2 separate regions of the Homo sapiens genome follow, and region 2 is linked to region 1. A link is a loop called in an ENCODE intact Hi-C map of the cell type or tissue named here. Cell type or tissue: natural killer cell. All regions are shown on one strand. Links, peaks and the distances in the headings refer to the core of each region. The heading gives the core; the rest is flanking DNA.

The links. A loop is a pair of places that touch in the nucleus more often than their neighbours do. Peaks named below come from ENCODE experiments on the same cell type or tissue, not always from the same donor. Only the 100,000 strongest peaks of a DNase experiment are listed, where the experiment ranks them.
Region 2: it touches region 1 in a loop (4-fold over the local background); 1 of 110 quality-filtered maps calls a loop at or near these places.

What each region holds. Positions count from the first base shown.
Region 1 is chr3:43,475,650-43,480,984 of GRCh38, reverse strand. All of the region lies in intron 11 of ANO10 (anoctamin 10), which reads left to right. Among named protein-coding and RNA genes, the nearest start is that of SNRK-AS1, 130 kb to the right of the region's middle. RefSeq lists an enhancer at 1,666-2,238. In natural killer cell, for the core only: a CTCF peak has its summit at 2,283; DNase peaks (open chromatin) are centred at 2,424, 2,794 and 3,234; H3K27ac peaks cover 2,846 bases.
Region 2 is chr3:43,021,936-43,027,270 of GRCh38, reverse strand. All of the region lies in intron 1 of GASK1A (golgi associated kinase 1A), which reads right to left. Among named protein-coding and RNA genes, the nearest start is that of GASK1A, 45 kb to the right of the region's middle. In natural killer cell, for the core only: no CTCF peak of the experiment used is centred there; DNase peaks (open chromatin) are centred at 2,890 and 3,330; H3K4me3 peaks cover 353 bases; H3K27ac peaks cover 1,290 bases.

The sequences.
Region 1 (5,335 bases), core at 118-5,117:
AATTATTATACAATAATACAATGTAGTGGTTGTATTATTATGCACATTGTATTTGTAGATAAGTACGTAGTGTGCCATGATTATGTTTCCTTAAGCATAATTGAGTTGAAAACGGCCTTGTTTTTTCTTTGTTTGGTTTCTGTGTACCTATCATTGATTCTTTCCTAAACATAGTGTGCTTAAACACACCAGACAGCCTCTCAGTGTGTTGTGTTGTTTTCCTTGGAGAGGGTATTTCTGGAACTGTGGTGTTCCCTTCCCATTTGGGCAGTTCACCTCCAGACTGGCTGCAGGGTTTCTGTCCTCACTTCCCAACTTCTTGGGAATTCACTTGGCTTCTCGTTTACCACCCCTTTCTTGTAACCCCCTCCTTTATCTTGGCAGGTTCATGAGAGATAGTTTGGAATCTTGCATATCTGCAGACATCTTTATGCCCATCTGCCCTCCAAATTTGGAAGACATTACCCATTGCCTCTAACATTGCTGTTGAGAGCCTAATGCCAGCCTGACCCCTGATCCTTTACACGGGGTCTGTTCATTCTCTCTGGAAGCTTTCACAGTCTTCTCTTTATCCCTGGTGTCTGACATTTCACAATGATATGCCTTTGTGGTCTCCTCGATCAGAGGGACTTAACACTTGCAGACACCTGTTCTTCAGTTCTGTGAAATCCTTGAATTATTTCTTTGAGAATTATCTTTTCTCCATGTTCTATCTTTATTTCTGGCCCTCTGTTGCATTTTCTGGACTTACCATTTGTTGTATGTTTTCCCCCTATTTTTGTGTCTCCTTGTTTGTTTGGGTTCTTCTGTCTATTTTGAGATTTTCTCAACTGTATTTCCCAATTCTTCTATTGAATGTCAGCAATCATAAGTTTAGTATCCAAGAGCTCTTTTTTATTCTCTGAATGTTCCCACCTCCTTTTAGAAAATAGCATTCTGTACTTTATTTCATGAATGCAGTATTATCCCTCTGTACTTTTCTTCTGATCTCTGCTTTGTCTCTGTTTCCTCCTAATTCCTCTTTTAGTGGAAAGGCGTTTTCATTATTGTGTTACTGCCCCTGGTGCTGCCTGTAGTTCAGTCTCACTTGATAGGAAGTCTTGTGTCTTCCACTGGATGAGAGAGGGGATGGGACTTTGAAGGATAGAGAGGGGTCAAGGAGTGTCTTCTGCCCTTCTGCAGCCGTTCTGAGGTCCTAGGCTCTATCTCCTGGGGTTCTCCAAGGCCCAGGCACTGTGGGCTATCATTTTATGGTGATTCAGAAGGAGGGGAGAGCAGACGTAAGTTCATCTGTTTAATCCAGAAGTCTCCCAGGTCTCCAGGTCCCAGTATTACACTTTGACTTTAACCATTTGGTAATTAACTTTTCTCCTACTTAGTCTATCCACTTAGAAATGTCTGCAGCCTTCAACTTTCCTTTTTCCCTCCCTCCTTTCCTTCCTTTCAAAAAGCTCTCTTCAGGGCAGATGTACCAATCACATTTCATTAGAGGTCTTTACTTCTCTGGTTCTTTTTTATTGTTGAGTACTGTGAATTTGGTAATTTTTCATAGATTATTGAACTTTAGATTGACCAACTTCTGAATTAATAAATATATCAAAGTTTAATATTTATTTTTTATTTCTAACTTCACCTACTTGAAAAAGAAAGCAACAACAATGTTTAAAATGTAAATAGGATAATTAGGTATAGAAACTTTCAGAGAACATCTGGGATAACAGGGACTGTGTGTTTTTACCACATGAGACATGATACAGCTTTTATACAATTAGGCCTTAATGCTTGCTCTTATATTTTCATGTTAGCACGAGTGAAAAGGAAAAGGTAGTGCCTCTTTTCTGTTATTAAACAAAAGGATCAGGGAACCTTGATTAACACAATAATCTATGCACGAGTGAAAAGGAAAAGGTAGTGCCTCTTTTCTGTTATTAAACAAAAGGATCAGGGAACCTTGATTAACACAATAATCTATGTCCTCAAGGATAGTTTTAGAAAACCATTCAGATGGTTCACTATAGTTTCTAAAGTGCCCTAACTTGTGGAGGCATTTCTGTAGGGGGCTATAATATTATAAAACAGGTACTTGGGTTTGCTTTTAGATGCTCTAACCTTAAAATGGAGACAATTTGGAAGTCTAAGGATATATCAGACTTTTTAAAAACTATTTGACTTCTCAAGCTTTTGCCAAATGTTTGATCACAGTCAATTTATTATTGAATTATCTGCTACATATGTATGGTGTGAATAATCTGTGTTTGAAAATGAGAAAAATTGTACTGTGTCAAATATGAATACTACATAGGAGTGAGAGCTAAGCATTAATGTAAATTAATTACTTGTGCCAAAGACTTCTCCCCACTAGGAGGACAGCCTGTGTTAGCACAAGCATAAACCATCAGAGTAGACAGAGCCACTATTTTTCTGATTGTGATGATGTTGGAATTTCTCACTCACACATAGTCACTACAGTGAAATGAAAAAAGCATGGGTCCTGGAGTCAGACAGCTAAGATCCTGGCTTCAGATCTCACTAGCTAGGGGAAGTTACTTTCCAGACCTTAATTTCTTAATCTATAAAATGGGTGGTTAAAGTCCCTACTTTAAAGGGTTTGTTAGGATTGGGCTTTTCATTTATAAAACACATAGCACAGTGGTGAGGTCATAATAGATGGCTGCTGTTTTTTAGGTTGCTGATTTCAGAATTATCATTTTGCATAGAAGAGGCAACTTTGACAAGGACATTTTAAGGCATCTGTTCTGACTAACCCCAACTTCCATCTCCAGAACCTCACTCCATGTGGCTTGTATAGACAGCTCACTAACTCTGTGACCTTGGCCAGGATACGTAACCTCTCTGATCCTCAGTTTCCTTATCTGTCAAATGGGAATAAATGTAGTTTCTGCCTCATAGGGCTGTTGTGAGCATTAAATGAGTAAATATATGAAAAGCACTTAGAATAGGGCCTGGCACAAGGTAAGCATTGTGGTAAAGTGTGAACTGAAAAAACAGAGACTACTTCCTTAGAGATGGGCCATTGGGAAATCACTTCTCAACATTCCTCCCTCACTCCCTATGTGTGCCTCTGGTGTGCAGGTTGGCGGGCCCCTGCCAAAGTCAAAGAGGTCTGTCCAATTGTAAGTGATAATGGCTCTTTTTTCTGCCCGTAATGAGCAACAGGCACCTTCTATGTTAAGATTATGCCTTGCCCAAACAGGAAGGCCACGTCACCTTCGCGTCTTCCTGTGTGCTATTGTGTGTGAACACACCCAAGGTCGACTGACAGTATAGGGGATGTTAGAACATTTAAGATGAGGGGTAATTTGTCATCAGGCTATTCCCTCCTGCTCTGAGCTTACCACAAGTACAGTATTATGGTCCAGGATCCAAGGAAGCATTACGAGTTTTAGATCTGTGCTCAGATTGTTCCGTTTGATTTGCAAATGACTTTTATGCAATGACATTTTGATTTAGCACTTAAAATATAACACGTCAGCTGTTATTAACAATTATCTTAATAAAATGAAATGGAAGGTAATAGATGGAGTACGTCTTGCTTCATTTTCTGTCCATACCACTTAGGACAGTCCCTAGCATATGGTAGATGCTCAGTAAATGTTTGTTTGAGTAAGTAATTTATAAATTATTTTCATATTCATTAATAAAAAGGGAGAGGTGGTACATCTTTTTTGTGCATCTGCCTAAGTTTTATCCACTACAATACCTTTGATATTATTCTAGCTTTTCTTAACAGTTACAATAATACTGTATCTTCTCAACATCATATCATCTCAATATGCTGATCAGTTTTAATTTGAGGGATAATGAAAGATTTCTCTATTTGTAAACCAGTAGATAAATAACAGGGCTTGTCTCTAGGGAGAATACTGAAAGATGGTAGAGGGGTGCAGAGCAGGAATGGATGGAAGATCTTTTCTGTATATTCTTTGTCTTTATTTTTTAAAACTATGTATACACATTACTTTCTCAAATAAAAGAAATTTTACCCATGGTAAAAGAAAAAAAAACTCTTGTATCTGCCCACTGTGGAGATCTGCCTGCATTGAATAGTACAGGGAAATTACTTATTGATCGGCAAATTGCTTATTGATTGGCAAGGTTTGCTATGTTTTCTTTCTTCTTTCAAAATACATGCTATGGTCATGCATGAATTCGGGGATAGTCTTCATTTTCTTTGAGCAGTTACTCTTAGGCTATCTCATTATTTTAATGTTTATTAGTGGTATAGCTTGCTCATACTAAGTTCCACAAAGTGATCTAACTCAAGATTTCTTGGGAAGATGGTGAAGTAAGGGAAAAAACCGATAAAAACTACAAAGAAAAAGGAAAGTAAGGAGAAAACTCCATAAACCAAGAAAAGGAAAAGGAGAAAACAGGGAGCTGGCAGGGAAGTGGTGTCCGTTGCATTCTACAGGTGTTGAGAAGTTTTTATCTGATATAACATGAAGGACAGACCAACTTCAGGAAGACACCAAGAACCAGCCAATGTCTTCCCTTCCTGAGACAATTGGTGGGATGACATGAGAAATGAATTTAACAAATGCTAGTAGACCACTACAGACCCCACTAATTGGAGATCAAAAGCAGGCCTAGAAGAGGTAGAGACTCTTTCTACCTTAGGATTCAGTAACATTCACAGAATGGGTACATGGATATCACCAAGATAAACTGAAAACTTGGGGGCAACCTTCAGGTCTACCAACAATTATTTTTTGGAATTTTCTTCTGTTCCCCTTTGGTTTTTATTTAGACATGATTAAATACATGATAATTTTAGGGGGAAAGTAGATAAGCTAACAGAAAAAAATACTGTAAAACCCAGAAAAAAATACTGTAAAACTAGTTAACATTATAAAATGACAATATGAGCAAACAGTGTATCAAAATATATGATTCTGAAGTAAATCACATAGAATAAATATGAGATAATGGCCATGGACATTTTTGAAGAAAATAAAGCCACAATAACTGAAAAATTATGATAATGGCACCAGAATAAATAGATAAATAGAACAGATCATAAATTCCATGAACTGTCAAAAGTATAGATACATACAAATTTGTAGGCCAGGTGTGGTGGTTCACACCTGTAATCCCAGCACTTTGGGAGGCTGAAGTGGGCAGATCACTCGAGGTCAGGAGTTCAAGACCAGCCTGGCCAACATGGTGAAACCCCATCTCTACTAAAAAATAAAAAAAACTTTGCCAGGTGTGGTAGCACATGCCTGTAATCCCGGCTGCTCCGGAGGCTGATGCAGGAGACTGTCCTGAACCCAGGAGGCAGAGGTTGCAGTGAGCCAAGGTTGCGCCATTGCAC
Region 2 (5,335 bases), core at 242-5,241, 450 kb after region 1:
ATATTGTATGCACACTCTTGTCCCTTTGGACCCAGTTTCCCATTATTTCTTGGTTGACTGAAATTCACATGGGAACAATATTCTCTGATTTCTTGCATGTTCCAACTGTTTTCTACAGCATTCATACATGAAGTAAAGTTGCCTACATAGAAAATACTTGGCTTACAGTTTCTTTCTTTGAATAGCTTATGGGTTCTGCTCCACTGTTTTGTAAGGTTAAGGGAAATCTAAGATTGAACTGATTTTTTACCCTGCCTGGCTGCCCTAAGAATTCTTTCTTTTTCTTTAACATCCAGTAACATTCCTAAGATCTATCAGTGTTGACTGTTTCGGGTCAGCTTTTCTTGGCGTGCAATATGCCCTATTAGAAAAGGTAAACACAAGTCTTTTTATTTCATGAGAATTTTCTTGAGCTAAATATTAAATATTTCTTCCATTCCATGACTTTATTTTACTTTTTTCTTTAGGCTCTTCAATTATGTACACGGTGGCTCTCCTTTATCTTCCTTATATGTTTCTTACCTTCTCTTTAATCCTTTCTAACTATTTTCATTTCATTTTGTTCACTGTTCTTGTTTTTATACTCTATTTGACTTACTGTGTTTTACCTAATATTTATTCACCCTTTCTGTTATTTTCCACTTTTCCCTACTTCTTTCCAGCTCATATTTCACATCTTTCCATTTTACCATTTTTTCTTGAGTTCTTGCATTTCTGCTTTGTGGTATTTATTCACAGAGGGTACTTTAAGTTTTAAAAATTCATTGTGATAAGATTGCTCAAAATTCCACTGTCTCCAGGTAATATTTTCAGGTGGCCAGCCCTCATCTGTTAAGAAACATTGCTGTTCTTTGTCTCCTTTTTTCTCACAGTATCTCTGCATAGATGCTGGACTGTTTTTATTGTATGAGTTGGACCAGTCAATTGAAAGAGGTTCCTGTAGAACCCCGGTGGAATTTGAAATCAACCGGTTTTCATGATGCAGATGCTTTCTTCTTCTCATCTACCCCATGACCAGGCTGCATCCTGCAAATATGGCTTGTTGGCATGGCTCTTTATGTATCACAGTGTCCTCTGCTTTTCTAATCCCAATAGTCCAGCTGGATCCTCTGAGCCACTAAACTTGCCCCCATCCCATTTCCACACCCTCTTTTGCAGACAAGCGGGGGATGGTGATTCTGCTCCTCAGGTGTGTCACTCACCTTCCGGCATATTTCATTGGTGCTTTCTGAGATCTGCCAACTTGGGCTCCCTCTTCCACTCTTTCTCACTTCCTCCAACACTGCACCTGCATGAAACTGGCTGCTTCTTACGCTGTTCCCAAGTATTTTGGTGACTGCCTCCTAATTTATCTGAAAAAGGAATTTGCATTTTGTCTTCCATCTTCTTTGTTACTTTCTGCTAGTTCCAGGGTAAGGTGAGGATGCAGAGTTTATGCTGCCGTGTTTACACCAGCAGTCCTCAATGGTACTTTTTTAAGAAGAAAGGAGTGTGCCCTTACCGAATGCAGTGACTAATCAGCCCTCAGAGCAACGACCTTTTTCCAACTTCCGTGCTCAGGAGCCACAGCACCCAAACAGACCTGAGAATTCCAAGAATTTTGTTCCTGCTGCACACTTCCACAAGATTTATTCACCAGCTTTGTGTGAATCGAGTGCAGCCTCCAGGCTGATCACTTAGCCGCATTCTTCTGGAAAGACCACCCTTGAAGCCCTTTGGAGTGACATGGACCAGGAAGTGAGGTGATCCACCTATCCCAGTTAGACTTCTAAGAGTGAAGGAGAGAGGGAGGGACCACAGGGTCACCTAGCAGTTCTCCACTTTCTAATTTATTCACCATCTCATCCTCTCTCCTATGGATTCCCATCCTTCTGTTTCCAATCTGGCTAAAAGGTAGCACTGTCCACCCAGATACCCAAGCCAGAAATCTGGGCCTGACCTTCATTCCACCTTTCCTCTGCCCCATACATCTAAGTCTTGCAAATTTTTCCTCCTAAACAGCTCTTGAACCAATCCGTTTCTCATTAGACCCTCTGTGACTGAGCCCAGGCACCCTCTTCTTTACCAGGACACGTGCAACAGCCCCCTTTGCTCCCACTCCTGCTCCTCTGCAGGCCACTTGCCACAAACTGGATCATATCCTTCAAAGTCTCCTTAGAGAACACCTAAATGCCGGAAGTGCTCTAGCCATGCTAAACTTCTTTCAATTCTGGACAGTGCCAGACCCACTCTGTCTCCACACCTTTATATGTGTTGATCCTTCTGCCTGAAATAGACCCCTCCTCCTGTTTCCATTGCTCAGGTCTCAGCTTAGACACCACCTCCCCCAGGAAGCCTTCCCCTGAGACTCCTCAATGAATTGGATGTCCTCGCCGTGTGCTCCCATAACACACTGTTCCTTCCCAAGCACACCCCTTTTCACTCTGTACTGGATTTGATCATTTAATGTCTGTCGCTCAATGGATGGGTTGATCCATGCAGGCAGGACATGGGCTCACAATTGCATCTCCAGACTATCACAGTGCCTGGCACGTGAGAAGCTCTCTGCAAAATGAGCTGTCAGATAAGAGGGGTTATCAGGGAGGTGGAAACACTGTTCCCTGGCCTGTGGCACTGCACGTCTGCTGGTGAAGAGGGCTCCTCCAATCTCCAAGGCTCTTTTCTGTTTGGAAAGCCAGCCACCCCCACCCACTACCCAACACAGCAGATGCTTTTTGTGCCCCATTATTTTAAAATGTACCCAGAGTTTGTTTCAAGCAAACACTGCACCTGCAGTGTTTGGTAAGACACAGAGACACAAAAATAATTGCCATGAAATAAGTTTTTGATATATTCACAGTCAGCTAGAAACAGGAAGTACGGCATGCCACACAGGGCCACAGGAGCTGAGATGGGCAGGCAAATTGCGAGAGCAAATGCAGCTGAAGCCTTTACTGTGGTTTTCACAGTACGGAATGAGCAAAGAAAGTTAAGCTAACTGAAATTGAATAATTTCAGCAGGCTCTGGGCTATAGGTGATAGAGCAGAGGACAGACAGAAAGCTGATAAAAGAAGATGGGTGATATAGACTCAGAATTGGTTGGTTTGCACACGAAAGGTATGCTCACAGGCCAGTTGATTACTCTCTCTTCTTAAGAATTAGCTAACCCTCGGAGGGGCAGTCCTTCCCTAAGTCCACAAGGCACCAGACACCAGAGCATAAAAAACCAGAAAATAAGAGAATATAGTGAACACACCCACGTTATGTCCCCGTGGCCCCCGATTGACTCCAGCTGCCCCCACAGCAGACAATCCTCCTGTGTACTGCCGGTCCCCACCTCAAGGACCTGATCACTCCTGCTTTCTTGCCTGCTGTGCCAGGAAGCTCAGGGGAAATTAACACATCTGGTGACAGCCCTCAAGCAATAAGGGACAAAAGTCAGTGGGTAAATAAGCCAATCTCCCTCTTGAGAGGCATTCAATATCATTGCAACTAACAGTGCTCAGTAGGTCTGAGCCTCTTTTCTATAAAACAAATGATGCCTTGTCACCCCCTAAGATACATTTATCTGATGATTTTTCTGAAGTGAGATCCTAAATTTCTGTCCCAATTAGATATGCTTTTAATTTGGTCTATATTGCTATTTTAGAAAACACACAGGTACTACATGCATAGATATGCACTGTTAAAAACCCATATACCAAATAAATCAGGGCAAAATCGAACATCTCCTTCTCCTCCCCAGAGGAAGCCACAGTTAGCAATTAGGGTGTGCATCTTCTCAGGCTGTTGCTTTTCTTTGCATTATAACATATGCATATGTCACAGTATATTAGTTTCCTGTAGCTGCCATAACAGATTACCACTGACTTGCTGGCTTAAAACAACATAAATGTATTCCCTCACAGTTCTGGAGGCCAGAAGTTCCACATCAGTTTCACCGGGTCAAAATCAAGGTGTCAGCAGGGCCGTGCTACCTCCAAAGGCTCTAGGGGAGAATCTGTTCCTTGCCTCTTCCAGCTTTTGGTGGCTGTCGGCATTCCTTGTCTTGTAGTCACATCACTCCAGTCTCCGCCTCCATGGTCTCCTCTTTTGTTTGTGTCAAATCTCCCTCTGCCTCTTACTTAGATGCATATTTGTGATGGCATTTAGGGTCCACCTGGGTAATCCACAGTAAGTTCCCCATCTCAAGATCCTAAATCAGATCTGCAAAGATCCTTTTTCTAAATGAGATAACATGCACAGCATTTGGGGATAATTTTTCAGCCTACTACACATGGTAATTATTTTCAGCATAAAGGAAATGACTATGCCACAACTTGCTTTGATTGACATAAGAGGCCCTGAAGCTTTTTCCGTATTTATCCATACAGAGGTGCTTTACTCTTTTTAACTGCTGCATAATATTTCACAATGTAAATGTGCCATGATTTCTTTACTCATCCTTCATCCTTTTTATTATAACAAACAATATTGCACTGAACATCCAATACATGCAGCTCTTGGAAAGAATCTAAAAATTTCTACAGAGGAGATGCCAAGAGAGGAAGTTGTTGGGCCCCACTCCTTCTCATTGCCCTTACCCTTTCATCATATATAAGTTACTATCTCCTTTAATCCTCACAACAACCTAGAGAAATGAGAATTATATAATTCCTATTTTACAACTGAGAAAACAGAAAGGTCCAGAGTGCCAATGTTTGCCCACGGCCATATAGCTGGCAAGAATACCAACATTTTAAACTAACACTGAAAGGGGAAATGGCCATGGACAAGTTGGCTTGGTTTTTTTTTTTTTCTTCTACAATGAAAAATGTGTTGAATTCCTAATATGTATTCTCAAAGTATTGGATACCACCAGGGTAAAATAAATCATCTTTTGCAAATGTTTCAAGAAGACAGACTGTTTTGATCCTTCTTTCAGCCTCACTTGGCTTCAGAAAACCTGGGGAAAGTTGGCAGTTGTGCAGTTGTGCAGAGAGAAAAGTTCAAAACGGCCATGAGCAGATGTCCCAGGGAGGGCCACCCAAGTAAAGCTTTGGGAAAAGAAAAGCAGCTTTGATCAGACTGAAAAAAAACATCATCTGAAGAGAAATATTCAGCTGAATAATAAAGAGTACATTAGAGAAAACATAAGGGGGATGATGCAGAATCTACTACAAAGTTTGCTGGTGAGACCCAAACTGACCCTGCCATTGCAGACATGCCGGGGGGCGGCCCCACCTCCTCCCCTCAATTCTAACCATCGAAATTACACACCCTGTCTTTTCTGCCCTGCAATGTTCATGGCAGGAGGGAAAGAGAAATGGAGTTACCTTCACTGTGTGGTTCTACAGCTACTCTCTTTCTCCTTCC